2 separate regions of the Homo sapiens genome follow, and region 1 is linked to region 2. The links are chromatin loops, found by intact Hi-C in ENCODE. Cell type or tissue: dorsolateral prefrontal cortex. All regions are shown on one strand. Each heading gives the region's core, and the rest is flanking DNA. Links, peaks and the distances in the headings are about the cores only. Region 1 overlaps USP2 (ubiquitin specific peptidase 2). Region 2 overlaps THY1 (Thy-1 cell surface antigen).

Region 1 (10,006 bases), core at 736-8,735, 53 kb after region 2:
TGCCCAGCCCTTGCCCCACCCTGCCCAGGCCACCCTCTCCTCTCCCCAAGAAGATCCAGGGGTTGGCCCAGGGCCCTCCAGAGCACAGTCAGCAAGCTGGGCACCTGCAACTCGGAGGCAGAGCCAGGGCTGAGGCTCAGAGTCTGGCCCAGCCTATTCTCACCCACCCAGTCTCTTCCACACCCTTGCCCTCCGCTCTAGGACCTGTTTCTAGGAGCAAAAGGTCTGGGAAACTGAATACCTGGGTCCTATTTGCCACTGGGGCTGCTGACTCATCTTCCGAAGCCTTGGGTTCCAGCTGTTCAGTGACAGGGAGATTATATAAGCTGAGGTCATGTGATTTTTCCCTGGGGTGGGACTTTGGACTTGAATGCTGCCCTGCAGTGAGCGGAGGTTACTCCAAAGAGAACAAATTGCGGATAGCAGGGGCTGTCCTGGAGCTCCTAGGTGAGAAGTACAACTCGCCTCTCGTCCCTCATGTTCTCGCTCCGTTCACGCAGCCACACTGGCCTGTATCCCTGCTGCCTTGTTTGTCTAGCTTGGCAGCCTGAGATCCTGGGGTCTGTCCTTACCTACTCCCACCCCGGGATCACTAAGCCACCCTAAGGAGGTTGAACTTCCTGAGGTCATGAATCTGTGTTGGCAGCATGAGAAGGTCACTAAAGGACCTTAAGCCAGAGGGGCCCCTTGGCCAGGAGCTGTACTAGCTGCTGCGAAGGAAAGGGCAGTGGGTTTGCGGTTTGTGACTAGAATCAGCAAGACACTGATGTCTCCATCCCTTGCAGACCGGCTGTGGGCTGTATCCTGGCCGTTAGCCTTGGTACTGCCTTATCCAGGCTCAATTTCTCAATCGGTGCCCAGCACCATCCTCCCGCCTCCTCCTCCACCCCCACTCCAGGATGTCTTCATGAGTTAATGTGGTGCTGGGGTGGGGCTCAGCAATGCAGAAGTTAATCCAAGCCTGGCAAAATGTTCCTTGCCCCTGGGGGAGCCGCTCCACTGACCACCAGCTGCAGAAATGAACATCATGTTCAGAGCCCAAAGCTGCACACGTGGCCCCTTGTACTCTCTCACCTCAATACGTACATAAAACTAGCGCCCCAGACGGAGACACATGCAAAAGAAGGAGGTGTGTGGGCCTCTGGAATCCAGCTGGTTCAGGCCAGACTGCCTGGGCTCAAAGGTGCACAGAGCTTTTGGCCTCTTGGGGTCCACGTCATGCAGGGAAGCAGACCTTCCTACAGAGAGTGGGGAGGATGGGCTGACCCTCTCTCCCCAAGGTGCACTGTGGGGCAAAAGCCCAACCCCTAACAAGGACTCAGAGCCCCTACCTTTTCATCCATCAATCAATCAGGCCACCGGTCTGTCCATTTGCGGTGGTAATCGCAGGCACATGCTGGGAGCCAGGCTTTAAGACATCTGCCTTAGCCCCAGCAGTGTCACCAAACCCTGGCCTAAGCTGCCCACGCAGATCTGAGAGAAGCAGAATACTCTCAGTCCCCGCCCTCATAGAGCTAGCCCTAACTTTCATTTATATCACTCCATCTCATGCCAGGAAGGATTTAAGGTGACAAAAATTACTTATCCTATAGGGAAGCAGGCCAAGCCCAGGTTCTGAGGAACGGCAGTCAGGATGCAGGAATGAGCCCAGCTCAGTTTAGCTTTGTGTATTTGAAGCACAGAGAGTCACTGAGCCAGAGCCAGATTCAGATGCCAGAAGCCTCTATCCTTTGTATCCATCCCACTCCGAGAATGGCAGTGAAGAGAAAGGGTCTCACAGAGACCTGGCTGGCCGAGAGATGAGCCAAGGTCCTTTGTGGCCGTGTCCTGCAGCAGTCGGACCTGCTTGACTAGACTGGACTCTGTGTGAATTCTTTCCCCCAACCCCAGACTTCTCAAAGTGCTCCCACGCTAAAGCTTTCTGCATCTGGCCCTCCCTGCTCCTGGCAACCCCTCTAACCTCCTAAATCCCAGGGAAGAGGGAGAGCAAGCTGGCAGAACACCCAGATGTCCTGGGTGGGAGTGCTTACATCACTGTGTCTAAGTCATGGGGAAACAGGCCAAATGCTATAGTGGGTGAGCACCTCTTGGGCAGGTCCCCCCAAGCCCAGCAGCACATGTGTTCAACATGCAAAAGCAGACTCACACCCCACCCTCTGAGGCTTAGTGTGACTCCCAGGATTCCTAGCAGAGCCTGGTCTGGCCCTCTTTAGAGACAAGATCAACACCATTTATTAAGAACCCACCAAGAGAACCCACAACCCTGCCCTTGAGGAGGTTTCAGTGTGCTGGCAAAACCAAGACAAGCCACACACAAGACCATTTATAGGACTCTTTGAAACACTTATAAAGCAAAGATAAACATATTAAGATAGATTAACACCATGCAAACTGAATGCGCATAGACTGACGATATGCAGTAATGGAGAGTTTAGAGATGGGTGGAGTTAATTAGGGAAGGCTTTTGGAAGATGCAAATTTTAGGCAGAATTTACAAGTAGGTAATTGGCAGAGAGCAGGAAGTACATCCCAGAATTTCCTGTTAAAAGCATGGGTTTTGCTGTAAGACAAAGCCCCACATTGTCATTTATTAACTTTGCAGTCCTGGAAAGTCATTTGACCTCTCTAGGCTTAAGGTCCTTCACCTATAAAACAGAGGTAATAGGCCGGGCGTGGTGGCTCACGCCTGTAATCCCAGCACTTTGGGAGGCTGAGGTGGGCGGATCACTTGAGGTCAGGAGTTCATGACCAGCTCGGCCAACATGGTGAAACCCCGTCTCTACTAAAAATACAAAAATTAGCCAGGCGTGGTGGTGCGCACCTGTAATCCCAGCTACTCAGGAAGCTGAGGCAGGAGAATTGTTTGAACCCGGGAGGCAGAGGTTGCAGTGAGCCGAGATCGTGCCACTGCACTCCAGCCTGGGCGACAGAGCAAGCCTCCGTCTCAAAAAAAAAAAAAACAAAACAAATAAAATAGAGGTAATAGTTACTACAGCATGATGTTATAGAAATTAACTGGGATAATATATATAAAACCCTTAACCCAGTGCCTGGGATCTAATAAGTACTTAATGAGTGGCAGTTTTGGTTTTTCAGCAGAGGATAAGCACAGGCTGGTTGACAGCAGTGGTCAAAGACTGAGGGTGGTGGGCCTGTGGACAAACAGCCTTAGAGAAAGGCTACCTGAGGCTTCGGGGCTGGATGCAAGGGCAGGTGCTCTAGTTGTTTCAGGACAGAAGAGTGATGAGATCAGATGCAAACATTGCTTCAGATGGTGTAGGGCTGGCTTGAAAGCGTTTGGCTGGAAAGGAGGCTTGGAGAAAGGCTGCTGCAGTTTGTCCGGGGTCCAGATTCAGTCAGAGTCTGGGTGAGGACAGTGACTGTAGAGATCACCACTCCTCACATGCCCACTCTCACTGATCACAAGCAGACTGCCTGTGGTTCCTGTCCCCTGCCCCCTCCTCCCACCACACTGCTGGCACACAGGGGAGGGGGCAACTGTCCCCATCCCTCTCTCATTAGCATGAAATTGCTGCTTTGTCGGTGGCCTGGGGTACTGCCATACGTGTGTCCTGGACACAGTCCCCATGTAGCTGTGGTCATGTGTGCGTGTACATGTGGGGATGAGCACACCAGAAGGAACAGAAGGAGCCCACAGATGAGTAACAGCATACACTGCTGCCTCTTGGAGTATTTTTAAATGCTAAAAATACTGGCTAAAAATAGCCAGCAAGCTCCAAACAAGATACTTTCTCTAGGCAGATTCGTGAGCTTCCCTGTTAGGTGGAGGGGTGGGGCATCAGAAACGAAATCTAAAGACCCCTGATCTTCCAGCATGGCTGTGCTTGACGCCAGAGTAGAACACTCGCCCCATGCCAGCTGAGCGCCTATTTCCCCACTATTGTATTGCTTTCTCCCCAGCTCCCCAAAACAAGTCAAATTTGAGAATGGGAGAGCCGGAGCTGGGTAATTGGTTAGAAGAGACCAGAAAAGGTTCTTTTCAGGAGCCAAATGAGAAGGTGACCTATTGGACCTTATAAAACATGAGCACTGCCTCTCTTGAAAGAAGCCAAACAGGACTGTTTTGAGGAGGGCAGCTCAGCCCCTAGGCCGTGAAGGTCCATCTTCTTAACCTGGGCACATTGACCTCCACAGACTGCATGAGTTTGGGTCTTCACGAAGGCCTGAGTACCCCCGGAACTCTAGACAAAAGTTTGTGCATATACGTATTTCGCCCTGAAGAGAGAAGAGCTTTCATCACGTTCTCAAAATGGTTTGCAGCCCCCTCAAGAGTTAGGAAGTGTAATGGTGCCTTGGGGGAAGCTCACCCGGTTGCCACTGGGTCTTGGGGAGACGTCCTCTGCGGGCCCCAAAGATCACTTATCCCGAGCTGAGCCTCAACCCCGAGGCCGGCCAGGGCCTCAGGGCTCCGGTCCTGCCTCCCCCGCGGGCCTGCCTGGCCGGGGGTCAGCGGGCTGGGGGCGCCGGGGAGCGCGGGGAAGGCCCGGCGGGGGAGGACCGACCTTGTCGCCTCGTTCGGGTCCGCGTGCCGGCGCCGGGGGCGGGGTAGAGGCGAGGTGGGGCGGGGCTTAGGGCCTGGCCCCGCCCCAGCGCTGACGTCGCGGGGCCCGAGGCGCCGGCGGGGCCGCCAGTCGGCCGGAGCGCGAGAGCCGGGACCCGGGCTGTTGGCGGCGCACGCCGGGGAGGTTGAGGCGGAGGAGCGCGCGTTCGGGCGCCGCGGACGCTGTCCTGTAGCGGTCTCGCCGGCCTCGGCGTCCGGACTGTGGCACCGCGCGGGGACTCCCCCCGCGCCCCCGCTGCCAACGTTAAGCGAGGGCCAAAGCCCGCCGCCCGCCCCCCAGCATGCGCACCTCGTACACCGTGACCCTGCCCGAGGACCCCCCCGCCGCCCCCTTTCCCGCCCTCGCCAAGGAGCTGCGGCCGCGCTCCCCTCTCTCCCCGTCCCTGCTGCTCTCCACCTTCGTGGGGCTCCTGCTCAACAAAGCCAAGGTACGCGGGCCCTTTTCCGGGACCCCCGCGCCGAGGGCCTGGGGTCCCGCCTTCTCCCTGGCCTCTGCCCGCCACGCGCCCCTAGGTGAGGGGACGGATTCTTCCCAGCCCCCACCCCTCCTTTCCCAGGGTCTCCTGGCAAGGAATGCCCCCTCCTCAGGTGATCGCACGCTTACTCGTGGTCCCCTCCCCGGGTGGAGGTCCGAGGAAGTCCCCCTTGCCCCCTCCCTCTCGGTGGCCCCGGCACCAGGTGGTGGCTCTTGGCCTCTCAATTCCTGGCACCTATCAGGACAGGTGCAGGAAAGCATAACCTTGACTGGGTCTCGATCGGTGTGCGAGGGCAGCACGCTGGACCGTGCCGGGGTACTCCTCCGAGGCCAAACCCCGGCGAGGAAGGCTGGGCAGAAAGGGGCCGCCTCCCCTTCACTGTCCACCAAGGGCTCTTTCCCAAGGGTTGGTGACGGGGGTCCTTTGACCCTGTGAAGGGCAGACGAGGTGCAGACAGGTGACAGAGGGCAACTTCCCCTTCTTTCCGTCCTCTCCATTTATGCAGCGGGCAGCGGGTCCCTCCGCGGAAGCAGCCCCCAGGGGAATGCCGGGGCCGAGGCTGGGCGCTGCCCGCCTGGGGAAGGGAGAAGGGGCCCGAGCTTTGACAGGTCTTATGTAACAGGCACCAGCTCCCGTGCTGGCAGTGCGTGCCCTGCCCCGTGCCAGGGCCACACCAGGCTTCCTAGCTGCAGCCAGGACTTGGGGCGACCCTCACCACACAGGTGAGGTAGGCGGGAAAGCCCTTGATTGGGGTCTCAAGTGTGAAGACACAAACCTCGGCCTCTCCTACCGAAGGGTGCCCAGATGCTACCTCTGCATTAACCCAGGCAGGGCTCTCCTGAGCCCCCGCTCCTCTCCTCTAGAAGGTGAAAGCTGTCTATTTGCTGATGGTGAAGGTGCCATCTGCTCCCTGCAACAGTGCTTGATACTGAGTCAAAACTAGGTTTGCTGATGGCTGAATGGAAGGAAGACTGGGTCCAAACTTTCTCAACTCTTTGCACATGTGTCCCAGCATAACACTTGGGGTCATTTCCTTCTCTGGCTTTCACCGAAAGAGGTTGGCTGTGCAGGGTCTCCCACCTTCTGCAGTTCTGGCCCCTTTCTCCCTGTCGACCCTGAGGTAGGATTGTTTGTCCTGTAAGAAAGGTCACTCTGGGGACATTTTGTTCCCCTCTGTAATGAAAAGTGCTGACTTTCCCTGGAGCTCCTGATTTCCTATTCTTGGCAGAAGAATATCTGGCTGGGCATGGAGCAGCCCTGCTCCCCCTCCTCTGTCGCCCCCACTCCTGTTATCCACCCGCCTTCTACACAGAGCACCTAGAAACTGGCATGTGGTTTTGAGCTGAGGAAATTTTAGACAAAGGCATCAACCCCCACCCTAAAACATAACAACCAAGGGTCCTAAGGATGCCTTAAAGGAGCTTCTCCCATCTCCCCACCCCCCAGGCCAATAGAGGGGTTAGATCCTCAAGAATAGTAATCGTGGGTGACGAAGTGTCCTTCTTGCCCCTCACTGCTGGGTCAGAATTAAGTGTCAACATCTTAAAACACCACAGGAGTGCTTCTGTAGACAGATGACTCCGTTTTCCCATTTCCCTACCCCCATTAGCACTGAGTGACTGTTGTCTCAGCTGAGGGCCTGCTTTGGTGAACATTGACACGGTCACCAGTGGTAGAATGCTTTCCCCTACAGCCTGTTTAGACAGATGTCATCTGAGGCACAGGGGCTAAGAACTAATAAAGCACTGCCAAAAATAGACGTAAGGGTGGGTATTCTGTTGTGGGCAAGCTTTAACATTTAGTTCCGAGTGCGCAACATGGAGACTTTTGCAGCGTTTCACCAATTCTGGAAAATGCTGAGAAGGTCTTTGTCCCAGGGAATTATCTCTGTTGCGGCCCTCTTGCTGACTGTCAGTAAGTCAGATTCAGATGTTGTGTGGGGCCATATACTGCCAGCCCTAGCCAAGTTCTCTAAGGATGCTTATATCCCACCTGCTGCCAATTGGCCTTTCTCTCTAGCTGCAGGTTTAAACTGGGTCTCTTTTCTGGGTATATTTTTCTTCCCTACCTGTTAGTGCTAGCCCTGACAGCTGGCCAAGAAGGGATCCTCTTACTTGTGGGATCGGTAAGGCAGTTCTTGAGAAAAGCCCTCCTTCAGCCTGCTCCTCCCCCACCCACACCCCTCCCCCCCAGCTGACAACCTCATGGGCTTTGAGCTGCTGACAGCCTCATAGGCTGTCAGCACACGGCATGAGTAATTTTAGCTGAGTTATTTCAGGCTCCTGTTCTGATCAGGGCTGAGCTGGCCCCACGCATGCCCCAGTGTTGCTCCAGAGTTGCCTGCTCCCAGTCCCCTCCCTGAGAGAGGGGGTGGCAGACTCATCTGCAAACTGTTTATTTAACCCTTTGAGCCTGAAGGTTTTCTGACTCCTTGGAGATATGCCCAGGATTAGCCAAGAGACCTTGACAAATAAGCTCAGAGTCCTCGATCCAGCACCTGTTCTCTCTCCAACCCCCTCACCCGCCTCCGCTATAGGGCCAACAGCAAGAGTGGCAATTTCAGCCAGGCCCTTGCCTCTGCGGGCCCAATCTGCCATCTCCAGGATTCCCAGACAGTGGCCAGTCAGGATGTTGAAACCTGAGCCAGGCAGGGAGGATTCTCCGAGTCTTTAATCAGCCCTTAGGAGCTGAGCTCAGCTGGAAGGAATTCCACCTGTCTCTGGCAATTCAGAATGGCAGGCTTACTTGAGTTTTTCCCAACTGAAGATCGAAACTCAAGGTGTTTTGTTGTTTAACTTTTCAAAACCTCCTCAAAGTGTCTCTTATGAGAGTTACTTTATATATTGGACTTCTAGGAGTACAAATATAGGTCATTTGAGATAGCACCTGGATTTGGGACTCAAAATTTCTTATAGTAAGGAGTCAATATGTACCAAATATATGAATTCCTAGTCTCCACTGTAGCAGAGAATAGAGAATAACATAAAGATGGGGGGCAGGGAGATACATAGTCAATACACACTCAATAAAGCCCTGAAGAATATTTTTGTTGGTTGTTGAAAATAACAGGCATTTAGGCAGGACGCGGTGGCTCACGCCTGTAATCCCAGCACTTTGGGAAGCTGAGGCAGGTGGATCACCTGAGGTCAGGAGTTCAAGACCAGCCTGGCCAACATGACGAAACCCTGTCTCTACTAAAAATACAAAAAATTAGCCGGGCATCGTGGCACACACCTGTAGTCCCAGCTACTCAGGAGGCTGAGGCAGGAAAATCGCTTGAACCCACGAGGTGGAGGTTGCAGTGAGCTAAGATCGTACCACTGCACTCCAGCCTGGGTGACAGCGTGAGATTCCGTCTCAAAAAAAAAAAAAAGAAAAGAAAAGAAAATCACAGGCATTCCTCAATCCTCTTTCCTACAAAGTACATAGATGGGTAAAGTTGAAGAAAGAATATTATGTGTGGCCTGCTGCCTGTGGCTCCAGCTGGTTAGAAATTGCACGAGAGAGCCCAGCACAGGCCTAGCATCTTTGCTTCCACCTTATTGCCATATGTTCTTTGCTTACAGAATTCTAAGAGTGCCCAGGGTCTGGCTGGTCTTCGAAACCTTGGGAACACGGTGAGTTTTTCCTGGCCTGCTTCTTCCCCAGGCCCACCCCCTACTATGCTGACTGGAGCCATATAACCAGAGTCCCCTTCTGGTTGTGGCTGACTCCCTACCCGTTCAGCCAGTTGGCACTTGCCCTTCCTGGCTGGTGTTTCACAGAATTGCTGGGCTGTGCTTTACCCACCCCCAGCAGGAAGCACTGCTAAAAGGAAGTTGCCCTTTTACCCATCAGCCTGCTCCTCTCCTGGATCATTCCCCTAAAGGATGCCCATCACTTCCCACACACTTCTGTCCATCACATCACGCCCTTTTGTGCACCTCTATAGTAAATAACCAATTAGGTCACCTATGCCTGGAGTGGGGGTTTGCCTCACTTCACCCCTTTCACTTATGAAAAGAGGAACTTGAGGCTATGAAAGGATAGCCTCCTATGAAAGGATTCTAGGTAGATGAACCAGAGAGCCTCTGGTAGTAAGTAACACAGGTGAAGGTGGGACTCTCGTCTCCCCACTGATTGCCTGGTCATCTCTTGCAGTGCTTCATGAACTCAATTCTGCAGTGCCTGAGCAACACTCGGGAGTTGAGAGATTACTGCCTCCAGAGGCTCTACATGCGGGACCTGCACCACGGCAGCAATGCACACACAGCCCTCGTGGAAGGTGAGAGGCCCTCTGTCATGTGCCCCTGCCTACCCCCGGATGCTCCTCCACTCCACTGGGGCTGTTCTAGGTGTTGTGTCTTAGACACTCCTATCCTGTCTGTCTTTCTCTGCTTGCTTTTTGTTGGGATTCTAGTTTCAGAGTTTCTTATAGAAAATATCTCAGCTGTCCTGTACACTCTCTCCTTCCAATAGAGTTTGCAAAACTAATTCAGACCATATGGACTTCATCCCCCAATGATGTGGTGAGCCCATCTGAGTTCAAGACCCAGATCCAGAGATACGCACCGCGCTTTGTTGGCTATAAGTAAGGGCCTTGCAGACATGTCCTCTCAGGTGGGTGGCAGTAGGAGCAGGTTCTTAGGACAAGAGGTGTTGCTCACCCTCCTTCCTTTGGGTTCAGTCAGCAGGATGCTCAGGAGTTCCTTCGCTTTCTTCTGGATGGGCTCCATAACGAGGTGAACCGAGTGACACTGAGACCTAAGTCCAACCCTGAGAACCTCGATCATCTTCCGTAAGTAAGAGGAGAATGCTGTGGGAAAGCAAAACTTTTGTGAACTCGAGATTTTTACCCACCACTTTGGGGTTAATGATTTGGGAATAATCTGATTTACTTTTGAAGATGAAGGATCAAAATTGACAGACCCTTAAACTTAAGTTTTGAGCTTTGACCCAATTGTTGTCT
Region 2 (10,006 bases), core at 807-8,806:
AGAGTCCTCGATTCAAAAGCCAGATGCCGACCCCCCTTCCTCCTGGATCTGGCTCAGGGCAGCAGCTCCACCCCGGGACAGAGAGAGCATTGATTGTAGCTGCAGCCGCCGCGGGATCCTAGCCTCACCCGTCAAGGGGCTGAGCGCCAGGGACCCTGAACTCGTCTAGTGGTGCGCCCTGCGCACCCGGGCGCACTCAACCGAGGCAATGCCCTGCGCGCTCTCGCGGGTGCACGCCCCTTCTGTGGCCTCTCCTGGGCGAGCACTGCTCTGCAGATAGGCTAGACTACCGGCTCCGCGTCGCCTCGCCAAGGGTTGGTTCAGCCAAGGCTGCAAAAAACAAAAAAAGACCAGGCAGACAGCCTATCCAGGGTGGCTATTGAAACTGGGCTGGAAAACTGCAGTCCCAGGAACTCCAGAGAGCTGGACATTGGGAAGCATCCTTGGCTCACATACAATCGGAGATCACTATGTCTTTCTCTCCTCCAGGAACACGATTAGCTTGTGTCCTATCCAGATAGGAATAGATGCTCCCTATCTGGGAGCATCCTTAGCTATGGTGAATGGTATCTAGCCATCCACTGGGGATGGCGAGTGACTTAGGGATTTGTGTCTCACGTATATGAAGCAGTCATCGCCAGATGTTGGTTGTTTTTCTTAACCCCCATCATAACCCGGTGGGTATGTAAGATTCAGAGAGATTCATTCATTCATTCACAATAAATATCTTTGGAGTGTATGCTATATGCCAGTAATCTGCAAACGGAAACGGTTTTGAGCATTGGGGATTTTCTTCTGAACAGGAAATGGGAAGTCCCTAAATGGGGAGTCTTTGTTTAACAGATACAGAGTTTTACTTTGAAAGACAAAAAGAGTTCCGGAGATGGGCTGCATAGCAACGTGAATGTATCCAGCACTGCTGAATATACTGAATTTAAGTACTGAATTTAAATGGTTAAAATAGTAATTATTATGCTTTTTGTATTTTACCACGATTAAATTTTTTTTTTAAATACGAAGCCTCAGCCCTCATAGGTCTTATATTACCATACACTATGTTAATGTAAGAAGAGGAGAAAGAGTGGTAAAGTTACTTAAAGTCACCCAGCTAGTAAGTGCTCCATGGCCAAGCGCAGAAACACACCGTGACTGGGCTTGTTCTCCCTCCTTCCTTGCTTTCCCTGAGCAGGAAAGAGCCAGTGGCAGTATCATGTTCAGTGAGATGCAGGGACGAGAGGGGGAATGGAGAGAGGGACTTAGATGACTGCCATAGCCACTATGCCATGTTCCCAGGGACCCCCAGCCCTGGTGGTAAGTGTGGCACAGCTTGGCTGATTCCCATCCTGTTCCCACCCCAGATCCAGGACTGAGATCCCAGAACCATGAACCTGGCCATCAGCATCGCTCTCCTGCTAACAGGTACCCGGCATGGGGCAGGACTGGGGCTCCAGGCGCCCTGGCTTCCTTCCCTCCAGAGAAGCAGCTTCTCCCTCACAGTCTCAGAAAAGCGCAGGTGACAAAGAGAGGGCTCTTTTTCATCCTGAAGTCAGCCAATCCACCGCGCTGATATTCTGACGGCCTGAGGTGGTTTTTGAAAACACAGTTTGCTGAGCCCTCCTTCACACTATTGAACTAGAATCCCCAACTGAGAACCCGGAACCAGCATCAACTCCCTAAGATCTCCTGTCCTTGAAACACATTGATAGGATCCAAGGCTCAAGCAGAGTGGGGAGGGAGGCTGGGGTCTGCAAAGGAGAAGTGGGATCCCTGGGGTGGGGAAAGGCACTCAGAGAGCAGACCCCGGTCCCCTCCCTAGCCAGGCCCATCTCTCCACTTCAGGTGGGTGGGAGGCCCCTGTGCCGCAGGCCCCTCCAGTTTGAAGGAGGCACTGCTGGTGCCAGTCTTGCAGGTCTCCCGAGGGCAGAAGGTGACCAGCCTAACGGCCTGCCTAGTGGACCAGAGCCTTCGTCTGGACTGCCGCCATGAGAATACCAGCAGTTCACCCATCCAGTACGAGTTCAGCCTGACCCGTGAGACAAAGAAGCACGTGCTCTTTGGCACTGTGGGGGTGCCTGAGCACACATACCGCTCCCGAACCAACTTCACCAGCAAATACAACATGAAGGTCCTCTACTTATCCGCCTTCACTAGCAAGGACGAGGGCACCTACACGTGTGCACTCCACCACTCTGGCCATTCCCCACCCATCTCCTCCCAGAACGTCACAGTGCTCAGAGGTGAGACAAGCCCCTAACAAGGTCAAGTGAGCTGGGAGAGCCAGGCTCGGGGACAGCAGGCAGTTCCCTTGGCTGGACTAGAGAGGAGAATAGCCCCATAACGCTCTCACCCTCTCCCAACTGCTGCCTGGTCAACTGGGGAACCATTGCCTTCGGTGTGAATGGGGTGAAGAGCTCAGGGCCAGACAGGCAGAGCAGTGTGGTTCCACCAGAACTGTGGGCAAGGCCTTTGGCCTCCCTAATCTTCCTTCTCCCAGCGGGAAAACAGGGATGACACCACCTCCCTCAGCCAGTTTTCTTGTCATGATGTTTAGTAAGGTTTTCATAAGATGATATGTGTGCAAGAGATCAGTAATCTGCAAATGGGAAAGATGGCTGGTTCTGTGAGACCGGGCTGTTCCTGGTCCCAGCTAAGACATTGCAGTACCCACCTCCCAAAGGGAGTACACCCTTGCTTTGGGCCTGTGCCTGCCTGAGTCCTGATCCGTCTTCCTTCCTACCCTGCCCCCGGCCCCCTTCTCTTTCTGCAGACAAACTGGTCAAGTGTGAGGGCATCAGCCTGCTGGCTCAGAACACCTCGTGGCTGCTGCTGCTCCTGCTCTCCCTCTCCCTCCTCCAGGCCACGGATTTCATGTCCCTGTGACTGGTGGGGCCCATGGAGGAGACAGGAAGCCTCAAGTTCCAGTGCAGAGATCCTACTTCTCTGAGTCAGCTGACCCCCTCCCCCCAATCCCTCAAACCTTGAGGAGAAGTGGGGACCCCACCCCTCATCAGGAGTTCCAGTGCTGCATGCGATTATCTACCCACGTCCACGCGGCCACCTCACCCTCTCCGCACACCTCTGGCTGTCTTTTTGTACTTTTTGTTCCAGAGCTGCTTCTGTCTGGTTTATTTAGGTTTTATCCTTCCTTTTCTTTGAGAGTTCGTGAAGAGGGAAGCCAGGATTGGGGACCTGATGGAGAGTGAGAGCATGTGAGGGGTAGTGGGATGGTGGGGTACCAGCCACTGGAGGGGTCATCCTTGCCCATCGGGACCAGAAACCTGGGAGAGACTTGGATGAGGAGTGGTTGGGCTGTGCCTGGGCCTAGCACGGACATGGTCTGTCCTGACAGCACTCCTCGGCAGGCATGGCTGGTGCCTGAAGACCCCAGATGTGAGGGCACCACCAAGAATTTGTGGCCTACCTTGTGAGGGAGAGAACTGAGCATCTCCAGCATTCTCAGCCACAACCAAAAAAAAATAAAAAGGGCAGCCCTCCTTACCACTGTGGAAGTCCCTCAGAGGCCTTGGGGCATGACCCAGTGAAGATGCAGGTTTGACCAGGAAAGCAGCGCTAGTGGAGGGTTGGAGAAGGAGGTAAAGGATGAGGGTTCATCATCCCTCCCTGCCTAAGGAAGCTAAAAGCATGGCCCTGCTGCCCCTCCCTGCCTCCACCCACAGTGGAGAGGGCTACAAAGGAGGACAAGACCCTCTCAGGCTGTCCCAAGCTCCCAAGAGCTTCCAGAGCTCTGACCCACAGCCTCCAAGTCAGGTGGGGTGGAGTCCCAGAGCTGCACAGGGTTTGGCCCAAGTTTCTAAGGGAGGCACTTCCTCCCCTCGCCCATCAGTGCCAGCCCCTGCTGGCTGGTGCCTGAGCCCCTCAGACAGCCCCCTGCCCCGCAGGCCTGCCTTCTCAGGGACTTCTGCGGGGCCTGAGGCAAGCCATGGAGTGAGACCCAGGAGCCGGACACTTCTCAGGAAATGGCTTTTCCCAACCCCCAGCCCCCACCCGGTGGTTCTTCCTGTTCTGTGACTGTGTATAGTGCCACCACAGCTTATGGCATCTCATTGAGGACAAAGAAAACTGCACAATAAAACCAAGCCTCTGGAATCTGTCCTCGTGTCCACCTGGCCTTCGCTCCTCCAGCAGTGCCTGCCTGCCCCCGCTTCGCTGGGGTCTCCACGGGTGAGGCTGGGGAACGCCACCTCTTCCTCTTCCCTGACTTCTCCCCAACCACTTAGTAGCAACGCTACCCCAGGGGCTAATGACTGCACACTGGGCTTCTTTTCAGAATGACCCTAACGAGACACATTTGCCCAAATAAACGAACATCCCATGTCTGCTGACTCACCTGGCTGGAACAACATGCTTACTGCCAACATGTGGGCCGAACCACATGGCCCTGGCTCTGGAATGCACAAGTGGCTTTGCGTGAATCTGCGCTAAGCTATGCAGTCTGCTTTTTCTTCTCAGCTCTGGTAGTTCTTCAGAAATGTACCCTCCAGGCACATCCACTATTGCGAGGGTGAGCACGAAGGGTGGGAGATGCCCATGTCCTCAAGGCATCACTTCCTAAATCCAAAAGCATCGGCAGGAGAAAGGACTGGGGACAAATACTGTCCCTTCGGGAGTAGGGAGGGAACACTGAGGCCCATCCCTGGCTCCTTCCCTAAAAGTAGAGTAAAATGGAAGCGAGCATCCTGGGATTGGGGGCAAGAGGGGGACCGCAGGGTAGCTGTGGGTTCCAACTGCTGTCAGAGTCAGAGAGGCAGCCCCAAGCCAGCCTCCCTGCTTTGCCAGGGAATTTGGGGGAGGAAGGTGACAGCTGCCCAGAGGCTGACTCATCTGATATTTAGCACTGGGTAGGATGATTGTTTCTGAGCATTTTTCTTAAAGGCCTCAGATCTAAATTATGCCACCGGCTCCCACTCTTGCTACCTCCCGTCAACTTCTCTGCCTTGCCTTCCACCCCTGTAGTTACCATACACAGAGGAGGAGGAGCTGTCCTTGTCCCAGGTTGGGAGGCTGACAACCCCTTAGCAAGATGCTGCCAGCCCAGAGCTCTCCAAGGGGAGGAACACCCCTGAGACTCAGGCCCCTCTCCTTCAGCCCTGCTTGGGCTGCAAGCGCCGTGCCAAGGAAAGGCATCTTGGTGAGAAGAGCTGCTGTGGGGGAAGGGAGATCAAATGCCAGAGAAATGTGGGGTGCCCCACCCTCAGGATAGTAAAAGAGTATGGAGGTATTTCTGGAAGGAAATGAGCGGCACTGTGTGAAGCCTCGCACCTGTGTGACACTTCCTATGGGGTCTTTGTCACACTCTAGTACTATGTCCCTGAAGAGTTTAGCAGCCACACTCTTAGAAGGGTGCTGGGAGATGGTGTTGCCCTCTGCAGCCATGTTTAGGGGAGCGGAACCTGAGGCCCACAGTGGGTGAGATTAGCTCAAGAAGCCACAGAGGCCACCAGAGGGCCACGGACTTCGGAAAGGAGAAGAGAAGAACAGGGCATCAGGCCTCACAACGCAAACCTACCCAGAGATGGGCACAGTGGCTCATGCCTGTAATCCCACCACTTTGGGAAGAGGCGGATCGCTTGAGGTCAGGAGTTCGAGACTAGCCTCGAAACCCTATCTCTACTAAAAATACAAAAATTAGCCAGGCATGGTGGCCTGCGCCTGTAATCCCAGCTACTCAGGAGGCTGAGGCAGGAGAATCACTTGAACCCGGGAGGCGGAGGTTGCAGTGAGCCAAGATTGCACCACTGCACTCCAGCCTGGGAGATAGAGTGAGACTCCATCTCAAAAAAATAAAAAATAAAATAAACCTACCCGGAATGACCATGCTGAGGACTGGGAGCCCGCAGACTTTCAGCCACAGGCCGCGACAGCCGTGGGTCCCTCCCTGGTCAAGTCAGCAGGCCTTGTGGAGGCTGTGGGGTATCTGTGGTGACTCAGGTAATTATAGAGGGCTGGCCCCCAGCCCTGGTTCCTGTACACATGCCCCAACCCCATCCCCATCCACTCCCTCGCCAGTCCTAACCTCTTTCCTGGGTCCCCCCCCTTCAGCACCTAAGTCCATACCTAGGGCCGTGGAATTCCCGCTCAAGAGCAACAGAAGCCCCTCTCTGCACCCCCATTTCTGGACTGGATTGTCCACTGAGACGCGCAATGTCTGCATCTCTGACATCTAGAGGCTTCCTCGGGAAGGGCATGGGGATCTCCGTGAGATGTGGGGACTTTCACTGGCCAACCAAGAAATCTACACAGCGTCCGGGGACCTGTGACACACATCCCTCCCGCCTCCTCAACCTGATGTCCCTCTCTGAATCTGCAGCTTTCGTGCTGTGAAGGTGTCTTTACATGTGAAACAAACAAACCCAAGTCAAGAGTAAATCATCTCATTTACTAGTGAGAAAATGTTGGAGCTGGAGTCCTTCAGAGAGTCCTGGCCAGGCAAGAGGGCCATCAGCTCTCTTCTGCTCAACAGGGGCTCTCAGCCTCAGGACACTCTCAGGCCTGGAATGTCCCCAACACACTCAAGGAGAAACATGTCCTGTGCAGACCCACAGGAGGCATCTTTGCCCGGCACAAGGAAGAGCTGGGGTCAGTGGGACCTGTAGATGTAGACACATCATATGGAGGGTGGGTAGGACCAATGTGGCAGCTTCATGGAGGCCAAGTGTGGCTCTGCACCAGGAAGGGGCTGTGATGGCTGGAGGTGCCCAGCAGTGCAGGCGGGGAGTGCCTGGCAGTGGCGTGGCCAGGTGGAGGCCACCTGTCAAGTTTGCAATAAAGCAGTTTCCTGAATTTGGTGAGAACATGGACTAGAGGACTCTAGCCTCTTCCCCCTTTAGGGTTTCACTTCAGTAAGTCTTAAAATTAGAGTGTGGTGACTCACGCCTGTAATCCCAGCACTTTGGGAGGCCAAGGCAGGTGGATCACTTGAGGTCAGGAGTTTGAGACCATCCTGGCCAACATGCAGAAACCCTGTCTCTACTAAAAAAAAAAAATAAGTAAATAAATAAAAATTAGCCAGGTGTGGTGGTGCACGGCTGTAATCCCAGCTACTTGGGAGGCTGAGGCAGGAGAATCACTTGAACCCAGGAGGCGGAGGTTGTGGGCCGAGATCATGCCACTGCACTCCAGCCTGGGTGGCAGAGTGAGATTCAGTCTCAAAAAAAAAAAAAAAGGATTAGAGCTTGGTGCAGTGGCAGCCACCTGTAATCCCAACTTCTTGAGAAGCTGAGATGGGAGGCCCCCCTTGAGCCCAGAAGTTTGAGGCCAGCCTAAGCAACACTGTGAGACCTTGTCTCAAAAAAATAATAAAAACAATAATTCTTAAAATAAGCTGACTGGGCTGAAATCATGTATTTGTACAACAAACATTAAGCATCTAAATGCACCTGGCTCTGTGCTAAGCTATAAAAGACACAAGCCCCTAACTGAAGGGGTCCACAGTCCAATAAGAGGGAGGAATCAATTTCAGTGCAGTGATCAGCACTATGAGGAGGGGAAGTTGTGGAAGACACCAGTGGGGGTTCCCCAACATGCATTATCCTCTTCCTTCTCAGCAATGGGACCCATAAACTAGAACTGAAATGTGTGATCCAGAAGAAAGACTATTTCCCAGTTCCATTGCAGTGAGATGGGCCTATGTGATTAAGTTCTGTCCAATGGGATATAAGCACAAAATAGTATGTGTAATTTCTGTGAAGAGCTCTAAAAGAGAGAAAGTGTGCCTTTCTCCCACTTTCACCTTATGCTAGCTGGAATGTGGAGGTGATGGCTGGAACTGGAGCAGCTATTTTGTACTATGAGATAGATGGAAGTTGTGTGTTACAAATGACAAAGCACAAGATAGGAGCCTGAGTCCTCCATGATGGTGGAGCTGTCAGGGAAGCCGTGGACAACCTTATTTAAGTGACTGTTATTTGGGCTTTTCTGCATTCATCGCTAACTAAACCTAAAACTACCTTAAAAAGAAACTGCAGGCCCGGCACAGTGGCTAACGCCTGTAATCTCAGCACTTTGGGAGGCTGTGGCGGGTGGATTGCTTGAGCCCAGGAGTTCAAGGTGAGCCTGGGCAAGGTGGCAAAACCCCATCTCTACAAAAAATACAAAAATTAGCTGGGCATGATGGCACATGTCTGTAGTCTCAGCTACTCAGGTAGCTGAGGTGGGAGGATTGATTGAGCCTGGGAGTTTGAGGCTTCAGTGAGCCAAGATCACACCACCACACTCCAGGGTAACAGAATGAGACCCTGTCTTCAAAAAAAAAAAAAAAAAAAAAAAGCTGCTACTTAACACTGCTGAATCTTACACTTAAAAATGGTTAAGATTGTAATTTATAACTTTTTAACCACAACTTTTTAAAAGAAGCCAAAGGTCAAATTAATAGAGATAGAAAATAGAATGGTGGTTGCCAGGAGCTGTGGGGAAAGGGAATGGGGAGTTATTGTTTAATGGGCACAGAGTTTTGGATTTGCAAGATGAAAACAGTTCCATGGATGGGTGGTGGCGATGGCAGCACAACAGTGCAAATGTACATAATGCCACTGAACCGTATACTTTTTTAAAAATAGAGGTGGGGTTTCACTATGTTGCCCAGGCTGGTTTCAAACTCCTGGGCTGAAGTGATCCTCCCCCCTCAGCCTCCCAAAGTGCTGGGATTGCAGGTGTGAGCCACCACACCCAGCCTGAATCGTACACTTAAAGGTGGCTGAGATGGTAAATTTTATATTCAGTGTATTTTATCACGATATTAAAGAAATAGAAGAAGCCAAGGCACCAGGAAACTCTTTGGAGTGGTTACCTTTATCAAAACTCATCAAACTGTGCACTTAAAATAGGTGAATTTCATTGAATATAAATTACACCTTATCAAAGTGCTGTGGGAACACATATGTAGGGCCCTTTTGCCAGGCGACAGCGGCTTCCCAGAGGAGGAGTCATGAGTAAGAGTGCAAAAAGCAGCCTCTACTATTTTGCAAACTAATTGCAAAAAAAGAAATTTTATGTTATTTCTTCTATACTCTGCAAAACCAGGGAAAAGGGAGAGGAAGCCATCGTGGGTTCAGTCTGAGGACAGGACTTAGCTCCTCTCTAGGTTAACACACAACTGCTGGTGGATATAACAGCTCTTAGAGCACACAGGCCCATCAGAAGAATCCCTGATCCAGTCAATATTTATTCAAACATTTATTAGGTGCACACTCCATGCCAGGCCTTATGTGGGGTAATGAGACTAGAACAGTGGATGGTACAGACAATCTCTTGTTCTATAACATTTATATTCTAGTATGGGAGTTGGATATTAAGCAAGTAAACCAATCAATAAATCAAATAATTATAGATTGGGATCATTTATATATAGAAGATAATAAAGAATAATAAGTGACATAGCCAGGCATAGTGGCTCACGCCTGTAATCCTAGAACTTTGAGAGGCCAAGGTGGGAGAATTGCTTGAGCCCAGGAGTTTGAGGCAAGCCTGGGTGACATAGTGAGACTTTGTCTCTAAAAAATAATAACAATATTAAGTGACCTATTAGTTAGGGTGATGAGGGAGAGCCCAAGGGAGTGTCCTTTGAGCTGAGACTTCAAAGGTGAGAACAAGCCAGCCATTGGAAGAGCTGCAGGAAGCACAGCCAGATGGAGGGAATGGTAAGGAGTGGTCCATGATGTTACTGAAGAGGCAGACAAGAGCCGGATTCAATAGGAGCCTTGGAGGTCATGGTGAAGAGTTTGAATTTTATTGTAAGGGTAACAGGGAAGTGTTGAAGGATGTGATCTGGTCATATTTTTATAAGATCCCTCTTGCTGCTCTGTAGAAACATAAAGGAGAATGACAGTAGAACAAGAAATCAGGAGGACATTGCCATGGTCCTAAAATAGATGACAGCAACTTTGACAAAAGTTGTAGTGGTTAAGATAGACAGAAGCGGTGACTTCAAGATACGTTTAGAGTTAAAACAGAGAGGACTGGGGAAATCTAAATAAGGTCTGTGGATTTT

The links. Peaks named below come from ENCODE experiments on the same cell type or tissue, not always from the same donor. Only the 100,000 strongest peaks of a DNase experiment are listed, where the experiment ranks them.
Region 1: a loop joins it to region 2, with 3 times the contacts of the local background. A loop is called at or near these places in 2 of 110 quality-filtered maps.

What each region holds. Positions count from the first base shown.
Region 1 is chr11:119,358,853-119,368,858 of GRCh38, reverse strand. USP2 (ubiquitin specific peptidase 2) reads left to right here. Exons shown (of 13, transcript NM_004205.5): 3 at 8,625-8,675; 4 at 9,199-9,322; 5 at 9,517-9,628; 6 at 9,725-9,835. Among named protein-coding and RNA genes, the nearest start is that of MFRP, 17 kb to the right of the region's middle. RefSeq lists a cis regulatory region at 355-368, enhancers at 1-418, 290-434, 9,162-9,211, 9,836-10,006 and a silencer at 4,494-4,683. In dorsolateral prefrontal cortex, for the core only: no CTCF peak of the experiment used is centred there; DNase peaks (open chromatin) are centred at 1,710, 3,575, 4,578 and 7,335; H3K4me3 peaks cover 6,224 bases; H3K27ac peaks cover 8,000 bases.
Region 2 is chr11:119,412,282-119,422,287 of GRCh38, reverse strand. It overlaps THY1 (Thy-1 cell surface antigen), which reads left to right. Exons shown (of 4, transcript NM_006288.5): 2 at 1,359-1,419; 3 at 1,902-2,237; 4 at 2,768-6,812. The coding sequence starts at 1,383. The coding sequence ends at 2,880. All of the region lies in intron 2 of USP2-AS1 (USP2 antisense RNA 1), which reads right to left. Among named protein-coding and RNA genes, the nearest start is that of THY1, 5.9 kb to the left of the region's middle. RefSeq lists enhancers at 1-370, 2,070-2,637. In dorsolateral prefrontal cortex, for the core only: no CTCF peak of the experiment used is centred there; DNase peaks (open chromatin) are centred at 4,387 and 4,791; H3K4me3 peaks cover 2,152 bases; H3K27ac peaks cover 3,509 bases.